3 separate regions of the Mus musculus genome follow, and regions 1 and 2 are each linked to region 3. The links are chromatin contacts, found by Hi-C or POLR2A ChIA-PET in ENCODE. All regions are on one chromosome and are shown on one strand. The core of a region is the stretch at or near the end of the contact, and the rest is flanking DNA. Distances in the headings are between cores, read along the strand shown.

Region 1 (4,179 bases), core at 1,371-3,870, 230 kb before region 3:
ACATTGATAGGTGTGGTGTCTGAAACTGGCCCTTGGGAGGCTGAGGCAGGAGGAATTATATGAGTTTGAGGATGGTTTAAGCTACACAGTGAGTTTCAGACCAGCTTGAGAGGCAGAACAAGACCCTGTCCTAAATAAGAGCAGCAACAATAGAAGGGGGGATAAGACAGGAGGAGGAGGAAGAAGGGAGAGAGGGAGCAAGCGTGCGAGAGGGAGGGCAGACATGTAAATCTACATGTATATGAAAATATAGCGGTTTCCTGTGATTCTGCAGGCCTGAAGATCCCTGAGCACTGACTGCTCTTACTGAGGACCTGGGTTCATTTGCTAGAACCCTCAGATGTACACATGGTGAACACACAGACATGGAAGTAAAAAATCATACACACAAAAGTTTTATGTGTGATCCAGCATGCAGTTACAAACATATATACATAAAAGTATATACTGATTCCCTCTAACAAGTCAGACTGTAAAATTGCTTTCTTATGCAATTAGCCTCATCTTACTTACATCATTAAACTCTTTCTTTTATTTATTTATTTATTTATTATATATCTAAGCACAATGTAGCTGTCTTCAAACACACCAGAAGAGGGTGTCAGATCTTGTTACAGATGGTTGTGAGCCACCATGTGGTGCTGGGAATTGAATTCAGGACCTTGGAAGAGGAGTCGGTGCCCTTAATCGCTGAGCCATCTCTCCAGCCCCCATTAAACTCTTTCAAATTTTAAATTTTGAGCTAATAAAAGACAAAGTGGAAGGAGTTTTCTTCTTGTTCTTTCTACTGTAGTTTAAAACACAGAGAATTAAAACAGTTGCTATTCAAATCAAAGCAGTAAGTAACAACACTGAATCCACGTAAACGAAGCTGCGTCTGATGTACCGGAAGTAGAGAACATGTACCACGCCACAGAGAGCATCACAGGGCCCCCGAGAATTAGAATCACATATCTGACTTTCTGGCCACACTCCTGGGAGATCTTGTGCAATCACAGCAATCGTTCCCATATCCATCAGTTCAGGTCAGAAGAGAAACTGGGTTCACTTTCAACTCTAATGTCCTATCAGCACATTCTTACTGTGGGGTTCACCTTCGACACCCTCAACCACAGAAGAGCCCACACCAGGATGTCTGCTGCTCTTCCTCCAAGGGCCCAGTCTGCACAGACTATTGGAGGGGCCTCTGTGCCTCCTCCTGCCGCCTTGAGAGCGTGTTTACACACTGATCGTCAACAGACACAGTGTCTCCAAAACAAGAAGGACAATGACACAGGCGTCACTTGTCTCTGTATATTCACATAAATAACCAGTGTGTGTCTGACAAGAAGAAAACATGAAGCTGATTCCACTGGCATGCAGAGCTGTTCCTGAAGACCAGCCCCCTTGTCTCCCACAACAGCCACTGATGATCTAATTATGTCTTCCCCTGTGTGTTGGGATGTCTTTAAAGTACTTCCCGACAAGTAAGCAACTAACAAGAAAGCCATGTTCCTTCCCATTTAGGTCAGATTTCCCAGTCTCACCAATGGCCCCTGTAGCCAGGGAGAGGGCTTTTCTCACATATGTTCCATGCTGCCTGTTTTCCTGCCCTAGACAGGCAGATGGAGCAAGGCACGACAGTCCCTTATGGGGCTGACAGATGGGCAGAGAGGGTCGCTCCACTCATGTGTTCTCACACACTGTGGACATCCTGTTTATCTGGCTAGCCTGCTCAGGACTGGCCTTGGTATATCAGCACATTACTGACAGCTGGGAAGATCTCCAGAGGAGCATGCCTTTCCTGTGACAAGCATCCCAAACAGCAACAGGAGCATGTGTCTCTCCACCACGGCCACAGAAAGTAGAGCACACTGGATTTGTGGGCTCTGAGGACAATCACCCACAGGTCCTGCCACACTCTGGGCTGTGCCATCCAGCACACTCTTGCACCTGTATGTCTGGGCACTTTGGGAAGGTCAGGGTGGCAGGCTCCCACCTCCACAGCCTCAGAGGTTACAGCCCTTCCTTCTAGGCCCTGTGTCAGAGCAAAGGAATGTCTCTCAGCCTGATCGAGGCCCTGTGGGATCTGTTGAAAATGCAGGACAGCTGTGGGCCTTGGCGAGGCCGTCTGTGAATGTATGAGACTTGGACACAATTCAAAGCCAGAAATAACTGCAGGACTCAAGCCTGACTCTTGTTTCTCTCTCTCTCTCTCTCTTTCTCTCTCTCTCCCTCTCTCTCTCTCTCTCTCTCTCTCTCTCTCTCTCTCTCTCTTCCTCCTTCCCTCCTTTACTCCCTCTTTCTCTCCCCACCCTCATCAGTGTGTGTGTGTGTGTGTGTGTGTGTGTGCGTGCATGCGTGCGCATGTGTGAATATAAGAGAGAGAGAGAGATCACTCATTCCTTACACTCTGGAGCTGGATCGCAGTCTCATCTCCAACGGTTTCCTGTGCTCTTCATGGCAAAGAATTGTGGGTAACACATTCTCCTTCCATGTGAAAAGCAGCAGCAGGGTTGGGGTGAGCAATAAACCACTTTCCATGATGCTGAAGAACAGGAAATTGAGGAAGAGCCTTTTCCAGGATCCAGCTGGAAGCTGGGAAGCCGCCTAAGGCACACTCTTGTTTGGAAGTCCTCTTCAGGAGCATAGCCAGGTGCTCAGAGGGCTTGGGGAAGCTCTTGTCTTCTCCAGTCAGCTTCCTGTTAAACGGTCCAACTATGACTCTAAGGGTTTGAGCCCTCGACTCTGAGGTCCTTCACCATTTACCTTACAGCAAGAATAATCAGGGAAGGAGCCGACAGTTGGGACATCACTCCAAGACTGCTCCTACAAAGCCAGGTGACTGACACACTACAGAGCTGACTCCAGCCTCAGAAACTGGACTCTAGACATTTTGGCTTCAATAGTACCTGGAGATTCAAATATGCCGTGACAAGACTTGTAAGTGAGGAAATAGCATAGGACACTTGTCACTGTTGCCTGTGTTGAAATTGCTGCCTTTGGGCACAATCAAGTTTTGCTAGCTAACCCCAAGTACAGAGTTGGCTTTGTGTCAGTGTTGACAAGATACTGTGTGTATGAGTGTGTGTGTGTGTGTGTGTGTGTGTGTGTGTGTGTGTGTGTGTAAGAGAGAGAGAGAGAGAGAGAGAGAGAGAGAACCAGGCCCTCATACATCTTAGACAAATTCTCTACCACCCACCTACACACTTGCCCCAATATACTGGCTAAATATTCTGTACTTTAGCCATGATAACTTTCCTAGATGGGGCCTTAAAACTAAAGAATTGTTGGTGCAATTAATATCGTGTTGCTGATATATTAAAATGAATTAAACACACACACACACATATATGACAGGAGAAACCATTCGAAAGGAGAAAGAATTTCCTACAGAGAATTGTACAGATGACATGGGGCCCCTCATGAGCTAAAGGAGATGCCTGGGAGTATAGAAGCACAGAAAGAATTGCTGTGTCTCCACAACCCACAGAACTGGAAGCAGCGTCCCTGACGAGGCTCTCTGGGAGGCCACAGGTGCTCTGCTCATGAGCATTTCCCTCACATGATGACCAGTATTATACTGTGATCCTAGAGGAACATGAGTGGGAGAACGCATTAACTCACTGCATCCCACCAAGTCAAACATGCTTGACAGCGGACTTCTGTCCCACTGTGGGATATTAGGCATCCACCCACAGACATCAGTAGGGACAAAGTGGTTCTCATCCAATACAAATCCTTCTCCCCTTCCCCAGCACCACAGACAGCAGACACTTGCTTTCCTACCTCTTTGCAGCTCAAGTGACCTGCCTTCCTGTGATTCAGGGAGGTCACAGATGCAAAGGAAGAAATGCAACCTGCTTACTGTCATCCTAAGAAGCGGACCTCATCCTCTCAATGACCTTGACTGCCATCTCTAGCCCAGATTCTGTGCTTTAGATCATTTTTCTTAAAGTGCATTCCAAAACTGTATCAGATTTGGGATCCATAAACCTATAACATTATTGGCCTCCAGGTAAGAGAATTCTTCACACAAAATTCACACAAACAGAAATCCTCCTTGACTCTCCTCTCCTCGGCCACCACTCTGTCGTGGGATTGCTCAAGGAATCCTAGATAATTTTCCCCTTGGCATCATTTAGCAATGAGTCAACCTTGGGACCACCTTTTCCCAGACTCATTGCTTCATAAGAAAAG
Region 2 (4,399 bases), core at 1,467-3,966, 220 kb after region 3:
TAAGAAGGTTGCTTAAGGAAGGCCAAAACCATCTGTGGCAGCATCAAGATACTGGTCATAACCCTGACAGCAATGGAAGCCCATAGGGATTAATAGTAGGACCATGACAAATTTTTATTTTAAAAAACATGCTAACTATAAAGTAGAAAAAGAGTAAGAGAACAGGTTTCTGAAATTTGTAAGGATTAAAGCTTGCATTACTGGAAGAAGACAACGGCTTAGGAAGTTGATTAAGTGACTGAAATTAAGGGAAGAGGTAATGGACAATGCTATTAGGTGGGAGATGATGCTGTTTGAGTTGTTGAGAAGCAGCAGGAGTGCTAGGAAGAGGAACACAGAGACTATCTGGATGACATCAGCAACGGAACAGACACTGAGGAGAGAATGGGTGGCATTATGCCTGACTCCTAGGTTTCTGAATTTTGTAAGGATTAAAGCTTGCATTACTGGAAGAAGACAACAGCTTAGGAAGTTGATTAAGTGACTGAAATTAAGGGAAGAGGTAATGGACAATGCTATTCAAAATATAACGTACAAACTACTTGTTACTAGTTCATAGTAAGGTTAAGTACGAAAAAAATCACTTAGAAACTTTTACTGCAAGCAGACAAAAGTTTGTGTCTGTGAACCCAATAAATTTCATTATTCTGCTTTTTAAACTTTTTCTAATTACACTATCTTATTAAAGTGTCAATCTGTGACCTACTGAACATTTTTAACTTTGCTACATAAAATGTTTGAGAAATCATGACATAAAGCACAACTTAAGACTCAAAAATAGTATGCTGTACAAAAATAAAATCAAAATTGATGAGAATATAAATGGGAAACTTAGTTTTGGATATTCTTGCCTTAAAGAATATTTAGAGAAGAAAGAGGGTATCAGACTTAAACTTGAGAAACTTCAGTATTTCAGAATCAGATGGAATAGAGAAAATAACTGCCAATGCACATGGAGAAAAACTAGGAAAGTGTAACGGTAAATAAAATAAGTAGGAAGATGTTTTGAGGAAGAAAAGATTAACACTGGCAAAGGCTACAGAGTCAAAAGGCGAGTAATGAAAACCAGCCACTGGATTTGACAACACGGAGACTATCTGTGACCATTACAAAGCAGTGCCCAAGAGACCATGGCATGGAAATTGTGGTATGTGACTGACAAGCATGCAGAGAACACTCCATTTAGTGAGTAGACAATTAAAAGGTACAGAGAGAGGGGGGTGGCGGGAAGACACTGTGAAACCTTTCCAGTGGTGTAAGGCAGTAGAGAATTGACATGTGTAAATGACAGTGGGAAGGAACTACTTGAAAAGCTGTTGAATCTGCAGAACAGAACAAGCTGTATCCTGATTGCTAAGGCAGATTAAACACTGTGCTAATGCTAAGACAGTCTTGACAATCTTTCTGGACACACAAAAAAAACTATGTCCCTCGTCAGTCTGCTCCACTTTTCAGAACCACTACACATCATACAAGCTAAAAGGTTTACCAAGTAGCTCATTTTTCAGACGTGAAGTCTGTCCATTCACCAAGCCAACAAAACTCATCTCAGACAAACAGCTCCGGAATCAAAGAGACCTGTACTCCAACACGGACTCTGCCAGCCACTGGTGCCTGGGTACCTGATATGCGACTCCGTTAGCCTTTTCTGATCTGTGAGATGGGGACCTGACCTTTCCGTACTCATTTTGACCACAGTTTCTGTGAAAAACCAGAGGAGCGGCACACGTGACGGGATAACTTAGGACTAACACCAGGGTGCGACTAGTCAACAGCAGTAACTAAACGCTGCCGTTGTCCCTACAGCCAGAGCGCTGTTAGGCAGTACGCGTTCATCGTCACAAGTTAGCGTTTGAGCGCAGGCTAGGCTCACTAGGTAAGAACCGTTTTTGCCGGGCTGACTGGACAGTGAGTCTCCAAGGAGCCAAGGCCACCTCGAGGGTTGCTAGTCAAGGTCCCGTGGCGTACGCCATCGCCAGTGCTCCCGAAGTACGTATGAAAGAGGAAAAAGTAAAAAGGCAATCCTCAACTTTTTGCAAAGAGGGCCGGGCGGGCGCCTCGGGCCGGGCCGCCTGGCGGTCCGCGGGCTCCCGCGTCACGCCCACCTCCACACGCCGCGCTCCCCTCAGGCGCCTCAGCCCCGCGGCTGCCCGCGCTTTCCTCACCTTTCTCAAGGAAGTTGGTCACCACCAGCATCCCCGGCGCCGCCGGGCTCGGCTGGGCGAAAGGAGTCGAGGTCCCTGAGCGGGACGGAGCCGCAGAGAGCGAGGGCGAGGCGCCCTCCGCGCCCTCCTTCTGCCGCTTTCGGTTCTTCTTGGAAGACATGACCGCAGGCTGTCGGAGAAAAGCAGCCCCGAGCCGGCTCAACGTGCGCGGCACGGGGATCAAACTTCCGGGTCAGAGGTCAGCGGCGCGGCGCGCACGCCGTAATGCTCCGCGTAGAAGCGCCACCCACGAGGCGGAGGCGGAGAGCGAGGGTCTCGCAAGACACCGTTTCGGAAAGAAAGAAGGGCTAGGCGTAGGCACCGCCGTTGACGTTATGAACCCTTGAAAAGTGGACTTCGGCTGTTCCGCTGCTTTGCCTAGTCCCGAAGCGAATGTGGTTGGGCTTAAAGTAACAACAACAAAATCCGAAAGTTTCTCCTCTCTGTTCCAGACCCGTCGAGGACAGTCAGCTCCACTAAGCTCTACCAAATGGCAAGTCCAGCTCAAGCTTAGCGGGTGGAGACACGTTTCGAGAGTTTACGGTCGGCCCTCCTCCCAGCGAAAAGGGGCGGAGCGAGCTCCGGAAGAGGCCTGAGAGTGTTCGCCGCGAGATGGGGCGGGGCGATCGCCGGAAAGAGGTGAGGTTGCACGGGGTCACGAGAGTGGGGCGGGAAGGGGCGGGGCGTGCTCCCTGGAGGAGACAAGGCTACGTCAGGCGATGTGGGCGGGGCGGGAAGGGGCGGGGCGTGCGCCCAGGATGAGACCAGGCTACGTCTGGCGTGGTAGACCGGGCAGGGCTGGAAGGGGCGGGGCGTGCGACAGGGAAGAGATGCTACGTCAGGCGATGTGGGCGGGGCGGGAAGGGGAGAACGGAAAGGCTAGGTGCAGCCATGTGGTGGGTGAGGAGGACCCGCTACTGGTTCTCCACATTGCTTTACGCGGGCGGAGCCAGGCTCCGGCCGGGGCGGCGCACAGCCTCGGGCGGCCTGGAGACCCCGGGCTCCTGCGGGGCCGAGCTACAAGGCGAGCTGGACAGATTTGGGGGCGTCTCGGTGCACTTGTCGCGGCACCATACGTTGCACGGGCTGGATGCCGCCGCCTTCCGGAGGCTCTTGCAGGGCAAGTGCGGGTCTCGGGCCCCGGAAACCAGGGCGGAGCGTGTGGGCTCTGAGGTGAAAGCTGAAAGGACACCCAGCGGTCCTCTCGCTGTGACCTGGAAGTGCCCTCAGCCACGTCCCGGCCCGAACCCTGAATGCTTGCCCCTGAGACTGACACGGGATTCGCAGCGCCTAGCACGGTGTCGGCCACGCCTTTAACTCTTAGTAAACACTGACAGCCTCACTGTGTGCTACCTTGCAACCTTAGTTTTGCTGCTACTTGGATTCTGCCACATGCTTTGCCAAGCAAAACGGTTTCCTAACCGGGATGGGTGCCAGTGCTTGCATCTACCCACAGAGCTTTGCAGTTTTCAGTAGGAACACATCACTGGTACATCACTGGCTTTGAACGGTGAACCCAGTTATCTGAAAGGATGCTTGTGTGAAGGAGTCCCCCTCACTTTGGGATAAGTGTCTGATTTGTTAGAACAGCCTGTTTTTCAAACTGAAGGCATAGCATGGAAATTTAGCATGGAATGGAAAAGATCCTTTCACATAACCAGGAAACCACAAATGATCTTTATTCTGTGAGCAACAAACACGGCAAGTTAGCGACTCTAATGCTGTTTAATCTTCAAACAAGGCTATTTAACATCATCTCTCCTGCTTATAAGTGCTTAGACTTCAACACTTTCACCAGTAGGAGAATCGAATCAGTTCATCCTCTGATATGTGCACGTATATGGATGGGCACAGGCATTTGCCATACTTAGATAGTTTTTCCCAGTGGGAGATGATAATCTAAGCACCACTCCAGAAGTGTATTGGATCTTGAAACAAGTCCAAGGTTCGAGTTCAAGATTGTGTTACGAACTTTTCCAGGTATTCATTAATCAAATGACCACTAAAAAGACTTCTAATGCTAGCCAGCTCTGAATACTGGATAAGTGTGATCAAAGACACGCTGAATGAGACCCCTTTAATAAAACATTTCACTGTCATTATCAAGTATTAGACATTGTTTTAAGAATCTAACAACTAGGAATGTATCTCATCTCCATAACCTGGAAGTACATGCTCTGCCCAGTTGAAGGATG
Region 3 (4,169 bases), core at 1,162-3,661:
CTCATGCCTTAAAAATTAGAAGTTGCTCTCCAGCTTCTAAGAAGCAGAGGAAGTCGTGTCTTCCTGTTTGCAAACCTAACAAATAATTAAAATGAAATATGCCTTCGAAAGAGCAATTCAGTGTGAGCCCTGGAACTGTTCTCAGAGTTCACTGTCAGTTCACTGGCAGTTCACGTAAGGAAAATGTCAGCTACTTTTTAAAGATTAAGAATGGCTTTAGTGCTGTGGCCTCTCGGCCATTTATATGCTGTTACGAGCTTTAGATTAATGAGAAAATTAATCAAGGCAATTTCCAAAACACCGGCTATTCCAAGCTCACTCGGAATCTCAAAAGGCCATTTTCAGCAGAAGTCCGGGTCTGAAGCTAGCTCATCACACAGATCTGTGAGACGAGCAAAGGAAGCTACAAAGAATGAAGAGTGCTCTGCCACAAAGAACACAACCCGGACGGTGTGGACTTAGCTTTCCTTAAAGGTTAATCAAGGCTCCCCCACACAACGAGGATAACTTATGCACAAGTGTCAGCCCTTTAAAGCAGGGAGAGGAGCCCTGGTCTTTTTACATTATATTTAATTCCCTTCATTTATTAGCACGACAGACCTTGATTTTCACAAGCCCTGAATTGACCTGCTTTTTGTAGTAAAATAAATACACTGATAGACAACAAACACAACTTCCATGTCAAAAGGAAATAGCTTCCAATTTATAACGTATTCTTCCTGAGACAGACCAAACTCTTTCGATTCTGTTTCTGGGCAATAGGTATCTAAGATATTTTTTTACACAAATGCCTTCCGAACTCACAGATGCACCTTAATTCAAGAAGGCACCCCTTTGCACTTTTCTGGCATCCAAAGAAAATCAAAACAAATACGTCGGTTTACTATGGATGCTAACTAATGTCCCCAGACTACATATGTGTTAGCTTTTTGGAGGCCCCTCTAAGCTTATAACTACCTTCTCCGCACATGAGATGCACGGCCATAACAGCATGTTGTGGTGCCGAAGCCCTAAACGACACTAGAAAACTGCCCATCCTTGCTCCTGTGCCATATCTATTTTTTAAAAATTTAAAACTCCATAACGAAGACTTTAAATATGCCAAGTCTCATCCACAAGAAAGGAAGACGTGGGCACGGCTTGTTTGAGTTATGAAACCCCTAGGCACGGCTTTAATTTGCATTTTACAGGGCATTCCCAAGCAAGTTCGCTCAGGCGGAGCACCTAGGCACCCCGCAACTGTCCAGAGCGAAGCCGGTGCGCACCCGCGGACAGCAGTGTGGGTAGCACCGTCGGGCGCTTGGGCCCCACGCCGAGACCTCAGGGGCACCGAGCCGCGGCAGGTCCGGCCGGATAAAGTTATGAATGAAAACAGCTCGCGGGCGGGAGGAGGCAGCGCCCTCTCCCCGCGTCCCGCGGCACTGCGCTCCGAGCACAGGCGGGCGCTGGGTCCCCAGCGCCATCGGGTGCCGCGCGCTTGGCACGGGCTGCGCGAGGACCGCCAGGACCGCCCGGCCCGCCCCGGCCCGCACCTGCCGCCCGCACTCACCTCGGCCTCCGCGGCGCCGGCCGGGGGCGCCGAGCGGGCGGAGCGCGCGCCGCATCAAGCGCGGCGGGGCGGCCGGGCGCGCATGGCCCGCGCTGCGGCCTCGGCGGCCCCCGGGCAGGGGCGCTTCTCCGCGGTTGGCGGCGGCCGAGGGCGGCTCGGGGACATCCGCCGGGTGCGCGCGGCGCCCGCTCCACAGCACCGTCCCGTCCCGGTCGTCAGGCGCGCGGCCCGGCGTCGTCCCGGGCTCTCGGGTCCCCGCAGGTCCGCGTCCCCGCAGTCGCCACGCCGGCTGCAGACGAGCAGAGACAGAAACACGTGAGTCCCTTGCCAGCCCGGGACGCTGTCCTGCTCGCCGAGATGGACAGCCACGAGCCCCGGACACACACGGCCGTGCACGTTTTGCCCCCACGGAATGCCCCGCAGTCCAAAGCGCGTCCGAGAGACGCGTCTGCGCGAGGCAAGCCCGCACGCAGGGACGGGAAAAGTCAGGTCTGGCACGAGCGCCCGGCGGGTCGGTCCCCAACAATGCGCACAGACACGCGGGTGCGCGGCGGTGCCAGCCCGCGTTCGCACACGCGTAACTCGCTGCCTGGCTACGGAACTCGCTGCAGGGCCGACCGCAAAGCGCCGGGCACAGAGCTAGAGCCAGCTCCGAAAACGTCCAGCTCCTCGAAAATAAAATAAAATAAAGCACCATTCTCACCTGATCTTGCCAGGTCCTCGGCGGGAGGGGAAGGCTCTTACCTAGTGCAGAGCCTGGGGCCGGCCCTCCCGGCACATGCACGCCGCTCGCAGCCGCTCCTTAGCCCGCAGAGCTCTGGCTGCGGGGCCGCCGCAAACCCCTGCGTGCTGAGCACTCGCGCGCGGGCTCCGCAGCATTTCAGCGTCGCCGCCACCTCCACCTCCACGCCGGGACCCGCCCCCGGTGATATCATGTGTCAATCACGCGGGCTGCACGAAAACCCGGAGCAGGATTTCAGCGATCGTGGATGTGGACTCGAGGACGCTCTAACAAAAGTCGATTGCCTGCAGGAGTCCTGCGAGCGCAACTGGGGAGGAGCGGGCATTCCAGGGCCCCTGTCAGTCGTGAGCTGTCAGCCTCCAATTTAAGGGGACTGGTGCAGCCACCCTTAGAGTTGAGTTTAAAAAGAGTTGTGAAGAACATTTAAAAAACAATAACAAACCACCAACAACAACGGAAAAAAAAATGTGTACACCATGACACCGTGCCCCCAGATAAAGGGAAAAGTGCAAAGTTCAGATCATGCGAAATATGAAAGTTTCAGAAAGAACAGTCATTTTTGCAAATGTAATATAATTACACACTAAAGGGTGGGATTTCCTGCTGTGGGGTTTTAGTGATTGCTCCATTTGGTTTGTGATACGATCCCTAAAATTACACGGGGGGAGGGGAAGGGGAGAAAACGGGGCCCAAGTTCTTCCTGCTTTGTAATGTTTGTATAATTTTGTCCAAAACACCAATGCATTTTAAATGAAATAAAATAAGCATAACTCATCAGGAAGTTTTAGCTTTAGCCATATGTCTGTCACGGGGTGGGGGACTTTAGTAAGCTGGGAATGCTTTTTGCGTCTTTACATACTATGGAATTTGGTTATTTATTATATGGACGCTATAGCTCAGGATGTAGTGAAAAGGGCTGTATGTGGAATTAAAAATTCCATAGAGTTTTAAAAATAACCTAAGACCCCCAAAATATTGATAGAAAATATTTTTCCAGGGAATTTTATCAGGAATGGTATTTGATAAACAAAAACTCCATGATCTAAATCACCTGTGAATGTGAGTTAGGATATTTTGGGTTCAAAGTAATTTTTTTTTTAAGTCTTAACAATTGCAGTGAGTTTTTATAAAGTTTTTGTTGTTGTTGGCATAATGCATTTGCAAGCTTTTGAATGTTTTTAGAATTCACGGTTATGTGTGGAATTACATGCAAGGAACCCAGGACACTCCCTATGAAGAAGATCAGCAGTAAGAAAGTGCACTAGAAGGTAATAGAACGTATTAAAAGCCAAGAAGCTGTTTGTTCACCCTTCATGCAAGGGGATGTGTTAAAGTCATATTTTCAAATGTAGAGTTGGTGGGGCTTTTGTGTCTTGTCTATTTTTCACAGATGTAGGAGCATAATGAGGTTTCTCCAGTGGATCTGCTTTTGTTCTTTTTGTGCGTGAAGAGATTTGCAGTGTCAAGTAAGAAATACAGTATCTCATCAGAGTGTGTTATCTGGCTCTTCCCAGCTGTCTGCACAAATTTGGGGCCAATTCTCCAATGTAATAAGATGAGGAGAGGCAACAATGGAGAGTTTGAACCACATAACACTTATAAAAACATAATTTCAAAGATTCCTATTTACATTTCAGAATATTTGGACCAGAGATGTGCTAAAACAAATCTCTTAAGTTTAAAAATTTTTAATAATAATAATAGTAATAATAATCCATAAAATGTTAAAAATATTACCTTCAAAGGTCATGGTCTATTTCAAAATCAAATATATTGCACAAAATTGATTCTGCTTAAATGCCTCCATTGTGTGTTTCTTGAGATCACACGTTCCTAGGTTAGGATTTAGTAACCTTGAATCTGGAAGACATTTAATGA

What was found. A loop is a pair of places that touch in the nucleus more often than their neighbours do. ChIA-PET counts read pairs that join two places held with the same protein, here RNA polymerase II (POLR2A).
Region 1: a loop to region 3 is called in a map of heart, with 3 times the contacts of the local background. The contact joins the enhancer-like site here to the promoter of Spry1 in region 3. A Hi-C loop is called at or near these places in 4 of 37 maps with a recorded cell type or tissue (gastrocnemius and heart). POLR2A ChIA-PET finds 5 or more read pairs at or near these places in 1 of 5 experiments (Patski).
Region 2: POLR2A ChIA-PET joins it to region 3 with 14 read pairs in Patski. The contact joins the promoter of Spata5 here to the promoter of Spry1 in region 3. POLR2A ChIA-PET finds 5 or more read pairs at or near these places in 2 of 5 experiments (Patski and embryonic stem cell).

What each region holds. Positions count from the first base shown.
Region 1 is chr3:37,873,357-37,877,535 of GRCm38, reverse strand. No RefSeq gene overlaps it. Among named protein-coding and RNA genes, the nearest start is that of Gm20755, 23 kb to the left of the region's middle. Within about 2 kb of position 2,620, at least 1 of the 3 ENCODE cell types and tissues checked has a DNase peak (open chromatin) inside an H3K27ac peak, as active enhancers do; it is heart, where a contact is called at or near this core.
Region 2 is chr3:37,418,267-37,422,665 of GRCm38, reverse strand. Spata5 (spermatogenesis associated 5) reads right to left here and starts at 2,716. Exons shown (of 16, transcript NM_001163511.2): 1 at 2,166-2,716. The coding sequence starts at 2,325. It overlaps Nudt6 (nudix (nucleoside diphosphate linked moiety X)-type motif 6), which reads left to right and starts at 3,070. Exons shown (of 5, transcript NM_001291044.1): 1 at 3,070-3,324. The coding sequence starts at 3,096.
Region 3 is chr3:37,638,189-37,642,357 of GRCm38, reverse strand. Spry1 (sprouty RTK signaling antagonist 1) reads right to left here and starts at 2,411. Exons shown (of 3, transcript NM_011896.3): 1 at 2,253-2,411; 2 at 1,550-1,838.